Linked DNA regions of Homo sapiens: region 2 is linked to region 1. The links are chromatin loops, found by intact Hi-C in ENCODE. Cell type or tissue: Caco-2. All regions are shown on one strand. Each heading gives the region's core, and the rest is flanking DNA. Links, peaks and the distances in the headings are about the cores only. Region 1 overlaps LOC124907762 (a long non-coding RNA gene). Region 2 overlaps EPAS1 (endothelial PAS domain protein 1).

Evidence for each region. Hi-C counts contacts between places; a loop is a spot of excess contacts. Peaks named below come from ENCODE experiments on the same cell type or tissue, not always from the same donor. Only the 100,000 strongest peaks of a DNase experiment are listed, where the experiment ranks them.
Region 2: it touches region 1 in a loop (4-fold over the local background); 4 of 110 quality-filtered maps call a loop at or near these places.

The regions. Positions count from the first base shown.
Region 1 is chr2:46,407,081-46,411,472 of GRCh38, forward strand. LOC124907762 (a long non-coding RNA gene) reads right to left here. Exons shown (of 2, transcript XR_007086306.1): 1 at 2,329-4,392. Among named protein-coding and RNA genes, the nearest start is that of LINC01820, 15 kb to the left of the region's middle. RefSeq lists an enhancer at 1,786-2,360. In Caco-2, for the core only: no CTCF peak of the experiment used is centred there; a DNase peak (open chromatin) is centred at 2,281.
Region 2 is chr2:46,304,787-46,309,178 of GRCh38, forward strand. All of the region lies in intron 1 of EPAS1 (endothelial PAS domain protein 1), which reads left to right. Among named protein-coding and RNA genes, the nearest start is that of EPAS1, 9.6 kb to the left of the region's middle. In Caco-2, for the core only: no CTCF peak of the experiment used is centred there; a DNase peak (open chromatin) is centred at 2,645.

The sequences.
Region 1 (4,392 bases), core at 105-4,104:
TATACTCCAGCCTGGGCAACAAGCACAAAGCTCTGTCAGGAAGGAAGGAAGGGAGGGAGGGAAAAGAATTGACCATATACACATGAGCCTTGTGCAAGCGAGGAGGCTTCCAGCAAAGGAAGAGAGTGAGGGTGGGTGAGGCTTCAGGAAGGAGGCAAGTCTTAGGTAAGTCTTGGAAATGGAGGGCCAAAGGTTGATGGAAGCAAGAAGGCATTCTGACAAGTCCTACAGATGACATTTCATTCACCAGCTCTTTTGGTGTAACAAACGTCTATTGGGCACCTACCAGGTGCCAAGCACTGTGGGCCATGGGGATGTGAGAATGAACAGAACACGGTCCTTGCCCTCCAGAGGTTCGCCGGAAAAAGCACTGTGACTAACACATGTTGTGGCAAAGCAACAGTAGTCACCAGCACCAAAGGGGAGGCACCAAACAGTGCCTGGGGAGGCCAGGTGGGCATCAGTGGGAGGGCAGTGCCTACGAGGGGCTTGAGACATAGCGTAGCAGTCAGGCGCAGGTTCTAGCACTGGCTGCATGGGTTTGCACCCAGGCTCTGCCAGTTACTAATTCTATGAGCTTGGTCAACTTACCAACCTCTCTGTGCCTCAGTTTCCTCATTTATAAATGGTACCCACTTCAAGAGGTTGTTGAAAAGATTATATGAATACATGTAAATCACAGTTAGTACAGTGTCTGGCTACTGGGTCTGTAAATGTATTTAAGATTGTCTTTCATGCAATTTACCTAACAAATGTGCACATGTACCCTACACCTAAAAGTCAAAAGAATTTAAATTTAAATTTAAAAAAGATTATTGTCTTGATGGCAAAGCAGGCATCTAGCAGGTAAAGAAGGATACAGGAAAGGTGTAAAGCAGAAAGCAGGAACAGCACGAACAAAGGCAAGGAGACGGAAGCGTGGGCCGTGGTTTGGCATGGCTGCTACAGGGGAGTGTGTGGTGAGAATTAAGCCAGAAGGGTGAGCAAAGCCCAGGTCTCGCCAGGCTGCGCACACCTTGGAGGTTGTGGACTTGATTCTGGAGTTGATAGCGAGCTCCTCCGCCTTTTTGTAATGATCGGATTGGGCCGTTGTATTAGGATTGTATCAGATTTGGGGACTGCATCATGCAGCTGGCTCAGGAGCTAGGAACTCACTACTACAGAAAAGAGAGAAAGAGGCCCTAAACTAACACAGGGCCGCAGGAATGCAGAGGCAGCAAGGACTGCGGCCTAGAGATGACTAGATATGGGCACGGGCAGGACACAGGGTGGCCTGGGTGAACCACTGAGCCACAAACCAGGACCGGGGAGACTGCAGCATGAGCAGGTTTGGGGCTGGAGAAGAGAGACAATAAAATAATAGGTGCTAGGCCAAGATCTAGGAACTTTATATGAATTATTTCATTTAAATCCCACATGGGGGGACCTTTGAGAAGGGCACAGCTATTATCCATATCTATAGATGAGAAAACTGAAGCGTAGTGTGATTGAAAACCCTGTAAGAATCAGAGCTGTGATGTGGTTTTCAGAGCCTGCATCCTCATTTCTGGGCCCCACGCTGACTTGGAGACACCTGAGGGCAGAGGCTGGGCATCTGGGGCTGGGCAGAGGCTGGGCATCTGGGGCTAGGCAGAGAGGCCTGGGCTGGAAGCTCTCTGTCGAGCCACAGGAGAGATAAGACTGAGATTGGCAGGGAGTGTGAGAGAGTGAGGAAGAAGGCAAGGCCGGACCACGAAGAAAGGGGCTGTCACAGAGGGTGATGGGTAGGCAGAAGTCCAGCCAGCCAGGAACCCATCCCAACCCCGGGATCCAGCAGGAGCCTTCCTCAGCCCTCTCCCCAGCCCACAGGGAAGGAGTCCAGCCCTAAAACTTGGCCTTTTGCCTACCTGCCCTGCCCACAGAGCACACACAGGCGGCCTGGCCCTCCTCCCGCGCCTAGAGCTGGTTGCACAACCACCTGAGCTGGTGAGGCAAGGATAGCGTTCCCTTCCTCCCCAAGAGGAGTCCAGAGGCAAGGGTTAAAAGGATTAGGCTCAGCTTTGGGAAACAAAACCAACTCTAAGTGGAAAAACACCAGCCCTCGCTGGGCTATTGTGAGGCGCAGTCATGGTTCCCAGTCCATATGTGGACAGGGCCTAGGATCTGTTGACAAAAGTGACTCAGGCGTTTACCTCAGGCCCAACGCCCGCTGGCCCAGGTCCCGTCTGGGTGTGTCATTGGCTCAAGTGAGGTCCCATGAATACACACACACACACACACACACACACACACACACACACACACACTCTGGAGCCAACTCTCTGAGTTACCCAATCCCAGCCAATTCACCTGAAGCACCTGGCATTTCTTTCATCACCCAACAGGTCATTGTGCTGAGCTGTCAGTGCAGAGGAGGCTTAGCTGGCTCCATCATTCACATCACAAGCTTCATAAATTCCTGAGGAGAGTGCCAAAGGCCGAGATTGCTGCAGCACTTTCACTGGGGGAAGAGGAGAGGCTAAGCAGGCAGGTGGTCAGGGAGAGCCAACAGAGGGAGAAATTCCAGCCTCCGCTTACTCCCCCTCTGTCACTTGGTTCCACCACATGTAGCGGCAGTGTCTGGCCCCAGTGTGCTGAGAGAAAAAAGAGAAAACACACACAGAGAAGTGGGGATCACAGAACATGGAATGTGTGTCCTCAAGGGCCCTTCCAGACCTTTAATTAGTGTGGCTCTCTCATTTACAGATGAAGAAACCATTTGTCAGACATTCAGCGGGTGAAGGACAAACAAGAGACAGAATCCAGGGCCTTCAACGTCCTCTCAGTGCTCTTGCCCCTACATCACACAGACTCCAGACAAGCAGGACTGGAAGAGGCTAAGATGACCACGAGCCTGACCCCACACCTGCTACTGGAGAGACCCACAGCCTCCTCATCTGGGCTCTTCTGGCCACATGGCACAGCCTGGTGGGGTAGGTTTTACTCATTGTGGCATCTCTGGTACCTGGGGCACAGTAGGTTCTCAGAAAATGTTGCATGAGTTAATCTAATGGAATACCAGTTTATCCCATATGGAAGTATGCTAGCCGCTTTTTTGGAAGCCACGAGAAATTTAAAGCAGACTTTAAAAAAAAAAATCATGTATCACTTCGCTTCAGCCTGACAAGATTTTTTCTGGCTGGACAAGAATTCTTGACAAACCTGCATTTAGGCAGGTAAGTTCCCCTTGTGGCATACCTGAATTGCTCTCTCTCTCTCCCGCAAGCAGGTGCCCAGGAAGCAGGAGATGGAGGTAGGTGAGACAAGGCTTTCCCAGCTAGCCGTGGTGGTGGGAACACCATGATCAGCTTCCCCACGACATACCCAGCAAACAGGAATCTTAATGAAACTACCAGAGCTGCCCGAGGCACATGCCCTGCTCCTCTCATCTTTGGCACAGCTGAGCATGTGTTGGCCAATAGCCTATGCTGTACCCAGAACGGGTGCCCAGGATCAAGTGGAACCTTCCTGGTCAGCTGGGAAGACAAATGCTGAGAACGTTTCTTTACCAAACATTCCTGAGTACCTCTTCAGGGCCAGCCCTGATCCAGGCCCTGAGGATACAGATGTGAAGGTATATAGGCCTGCTTCTGCTCTCATGGGGCTCAGAACCCTTCTTACTGTTCCAGAAACACAAGGGCAGCTGTGTTGATGTAGCCACGCTGGCCCCATTAGATGAAGTTGGACAGAGGGATGGATGAATGAATGCACGTGGTGAAGAGGGGAGGTTCAGGGCCTTGCTGAAAAAGATGAATATTAAAAAGCAAGTTAAGAGATAACAATGCTTGAGAATCATCAGAGCAAACACTCGCTGAGCCTTTCCAGTGTGCCAGGCCCTGTGTGGAGTCCTTATATGTCTTTATTCACTTAATCCCTTACCTATGCTGAGGCCATTAACTGTTATCATCCCCATAAGAAAACTGAGCCCAGAGAGGTTGCTAAACTCACAGAAGTCACACAGCTGGGAAGTGGCAAGTGAGAACTGGAACCAGGCACCAGGGCCCTGGTGCTCAAATGACCAGCTGGCATGCTTCATAGCTCCCTTCAGAGGCTTCTAGCCGTGTTAAAGCTTTGAACTGAATGAATCAGGTGGGATCATACATGAGTTGACAAAAGGGTGGTAACACCAAGGGACCTCAGAGGGTGACGCTGCTTTGGCATTTCTTAGCAAATTTACCATGATCAGAGTCTGGCCTTAACTGACCAGGAAGAGGACTCCGTCATTCATGCAGAGATGAAAATACTTATTAGTAATCAACTGATGCTGATCCAATGCAGAAGAGAGCTATAAAATCCCATCTAAATGCATTCATTTACATTGGGTGAGGTATATGAGTAATAGTGACCAGAATGCTCACTGCTGTCAGGGGTCAC
Region 2 (4,392 bases), core at 224-4,223, 100 kb before region 1:
ACCATCAAGATGCACAGGACTTCCTGTGGCTCTTTTGATCTTTTGAAATTGCAAGCACAGGAAGGAAAGAATGGATAGGGGGATAAAGAATAGCTATGATTGTTGTGATAATAGCATGTTGCATTTCTATAGAGCCCTTTCGCTGATGAGCCCTGAGCCTTAACAGCCATCACACTGTTGGCCCCTGCACTGTGAACCTAGAGGGTACCTTGAGTTTTTCTAGTGCTGCCAAACAGAATTGCATTGACACATACCTTAATCAAGAGAGAAGCAAGCCGTGTTGGCAACTGTGCATCACAGTCGATGTGGTGGTCATCCATGGGATGCCCCTAATAGCATCTGTAATTTTCAAGTAGATGTTGGGTGTAATTTGGTGACCCTTGTCTGTTCCCACTGTTGGAAGCCCCATAACTGATCTGATGAAAGCATAAAGTGAAGAAGAGTGGCGAGACCCTTTGTGAGATACCTGGAGCTGAAGAGTCAGGTGTGGAATGGACAAGAATGTTATCCACTTCTAAGTGACCTTGTTTTTTCTAATTTCTTAAGAAATACCTGTTTGCTTGACTGCCTTAGGCTGTTTGCAGGGGCCACTTGTACGTCAGCAAAACTCTTACTAGATGACATCACTGCCAGAAGTTCCACATGTTTCCAGGAGGCACATTTCCCACTGCCCCCACTCCCCCGAACTTGGAAAGATTCCTCAGTTTTAAAGTTATAAGTAATTTCCATGCCAGATAATGATCCTGTGAACAGATCCTTTTCTCATGTGGAAAAATATTTCAGAAAGGGTGTCTTGTCAATGAGAAAAATGACCCCATTGAAACATATGTTTATTTGCCATGTACTCATCTGACGTTTTGTGAATTCTATAAAGCCATGGAAGTGGATTGTTAGAAGTGTCTCATACACCCCTAGTGACTTCTTGAACTATCCCCCCATCCCCAGCCATGGAACTCTCCTATTAAAAAAACTAAGAGATAAGTGGTAGCAATCTTAACAAATTAGTGATTTTATCTGGTTAGGCCGTGTAATCAAACACGTGGGCAGGAAAGTGGATCCATTATGTTGTACTCATGATTGTGGTGCTGAAGGTAACCCCCATTGCCCTGTAGGCTGCCCCCAGAAGCAGGGGGTACAGCCAATAGTATTCTTAGAAGTTAATCAATTCTGTAACGGGTTGAGTGTTTTGGTCTCATTTTTAGTCCGAGGTGCCCTGATGCTGGCCTGTGACTAAGGGGAGTCAGTGGCTTGTTATGAATAAGAGGACACATGAGCTGAATCTGAGAAAGTTCAGAAGCATTTTATAAGTTGTTTAAAATACATCCATTAAAGTATATGATTATTTTTTGGTAATCATTTAAATCATTGTGCTGTGTGTCTACCCAGACAGTATTTATCTGTCTCTCGATGTTGTATTAGTATAGTATTAAAAAAATACACACATTTCACTTTTGATAAAAACTTTGCATACTGTCACTACTTTGTATAAGTTTTTTCCTGACTGCCTCTGGTTAGGGGGCAGGGAGCAAGAAGACCAGCATGCTTTCCTTCCTTTATATTTGGGAAATGGAGGTGCTGAGAGAAACAAGCCACACTGTCTGAAGTAAAACCTAGAAGTGGACCTGGTTGTCCATGGTGAGGGAAAGCCCATATGTACCACCTTGGGCTCCAGTTACAAGGTAATGAGCCATGAGCACAAAAGGGTGACTCAAAATTCAATGCCAGCCATTCTCATTACTAATGAGCAATTACAGCAAATATTTACAGGCCTCCTTCCTACCTTTATGACTTCCTGTTACTGAAGCACTTTGGAGTATTGAGAAAGATTGTCCTGGAAAAATACGTCACACACAGTTGCAGGAAAGAGTGCCTTTAAGCACACATAAAAACTCGGTTACTTGGCTTTGTTTATGAATTCCACATAGAAACAACAGAAAATTGTGCCTTTTGAGGAACTGCTTGAGAATCCTTCCTTCTGCATTTCAAGACAAGATTTTAAAAATCACATATATCAAATATATGGGGAAATGAGACACAATGTTTTTAGAGAGTGTCTAGAAATAATAGGACTGTGCAAGTTAGTACAGCAAAATTTTGGGTCAAAGCATGGGTCATTTGACAAACTCTCTTTATGAACATTACCTCTGCAATATTTTTCTAAATGAAAACAATCACACTTAATAGAATTAATCAGGATGGGAGCTAGAAGCATATAATTCACTTTCCACAGATTGGAGTAAATCCTCATAATGCCCCTTTCCTGTGTATTTAGTTAAAAAAGCACTCCAGTGAGATTGCTTTCGCAGTAAGTTTCTGTAAACCACTGTACCCTTGTATTTCTCTCCTGTGTTTCCAAGAGTTCTCAGATGCTATTTTCGAATGGCAGCGTTCACTCCAGAGCTGGCTGAGGTCAACGAAGCTAATTTTGGTGCCTTGGTGCCCAGGGTGAAGGGAGAGAGAAGTCCTCTGCAGAGCCAAAAGGACTCTCTGGGGCCTGGGTTTGGAGCAGTGTGGTGTTGCTGGACACACCACATTTCACCTTTAGAACCTTTATTTGTGTGCTTGCACAACAAATGTTTACCCAGATATTAAGATAAGGAAAGTATGAAGGTCACATTTCACTGGTGACAAGAGAGCTTCTATAAATGTAACCATATCGTTGTGCAGCGGGAGTCTGTCTTTTATTCTGTACCCGGGACTTAGGGGGAATTATTGGTGGGTGGGGCATGGGAGTTGAGGCTCTTCTTGGTTTTCTGGCTTTCTTGCTATCACTCTGTTTGTCTTGCCTCAGCTGATGTGCGCCTCCCATTTGGTAAGGGCCTTTGTCATGGCCAAGACATCTAAAGAAATCCTAGTCTGTGTGGCTGGGCACTGTGTGGTCCCCTGACTCTCTGGAGTCTTCCAGAGTTCCATGGAAATTAGTGCCCCCGTGCATTTCCCTGCCGACTGACTGGAAGGCACCCTGGCTGCTGAGATCGCTTTCCTGGTCCCCCAGAAGAGGTCCACATGGTGCTGATCCTGCAGCTGTTTTAGGCCTCCTCAGCGGGATTGTCCTATCCTCGGAGCACAGAGAATCTTCAGAGTGGGATAGGGGTTTCTTTTGTGGATTTGGGTTTCTCTTAGGGATCTCCAAAGATTAGCTAGACACTCAGGGCCTCAGTAAAGACATGGGTCCTTGGTCTAGTTTTCTTCCCAAGGGCAGCCACCATGGCAGTGGGAGTTCACCTTGCTGACTGCAAGGGACCCCACCTCACCTCTATCGCCCATTCACCATCATTCACTGTGCCTCCTGAGTTCCTAATACACAAGCCTCCTCCCACAGCCTCAAAGGCAGTGCTGCAGTACTCATTCCCACTTCTATTCCCTCACACTAGCTCCTCCATCTGGATGCTTTTCCCCTCTCTTCCTATTCAAATAGCTCCTACTTTTCTATTGTGAGCCCAGGCTTCCCGAAATCTTACACAAAATCACTAAGGGAGCGTAGAAATTTCCACAGTGGCACTCCCACTCCCTGCATTACTAGCTTTTGGTTGTTTGCCAAAGAGCCTGCTTATATTTCCTTGTTATCTAATGACACTTTATTTGTTTTTGCCTTTCTAACAATATAGCATGTTCCTGAAGGCCAAGGATGTCTGATTTTCTGATGTGCCCTAATACCTTGCTTGCTTTTTTTTGGGGGGGGGGGCTCTGAAATCATGCTTAGTTTTTTAAAAAAAATAATAGAATTGCTTTGTTCATGTCCCTTGGGTTACTTGGAAAGCCTGCCTCACAAGCTCTGCTTTCTTTATTCATGTAGATTTGACCCCTTTACTTATTTCCCTTTAAAAAGAAAGAAAAAGGAAAAGAAAAAATTTGGGGGACCACAGTCAGGTCTTATTGATACATAACTTTATATCAGATGCAAACGTCAGGCTAGTATTATATCAGTGCTTCACTTCAAGAATGCCTTATACACTAATGTGAGTACAGCCAAACAGAATACTCCAGCTTAATCTCAACGTTAAAAGCAAGATGGGGAAGTTGTGCAAGAGGGCACTAGCTCTCAGTTCAGAGATCATCTTCCCTGGGAAGCCTTCCCTGATTAACTGCACATTGGTTACCCCTGTGTTTATAGATGGTCTTCAGTCTGTATTTTGTTATTTGTATGATGCTTTTACAACTTGCTTTTGAAGGTTGGGGGTGGCGTATGTCCCTGATCACCACTCAAGTGGTAAGCCCTTCAAGAGCAAAGACCCAGTCATTTTTTCCTGTTCTTTTTTCCCCACAGAAGTCAGAATAGAGGTCTCTTGAGGTGCTCAGTAATTATTTGTAGACTGAGTAATTCTGTCTATGTCAGGAACTTTGGGAGTTTGGTGTAGAGAACTGGAAGCACAGGTAGACACTTTGCTCACA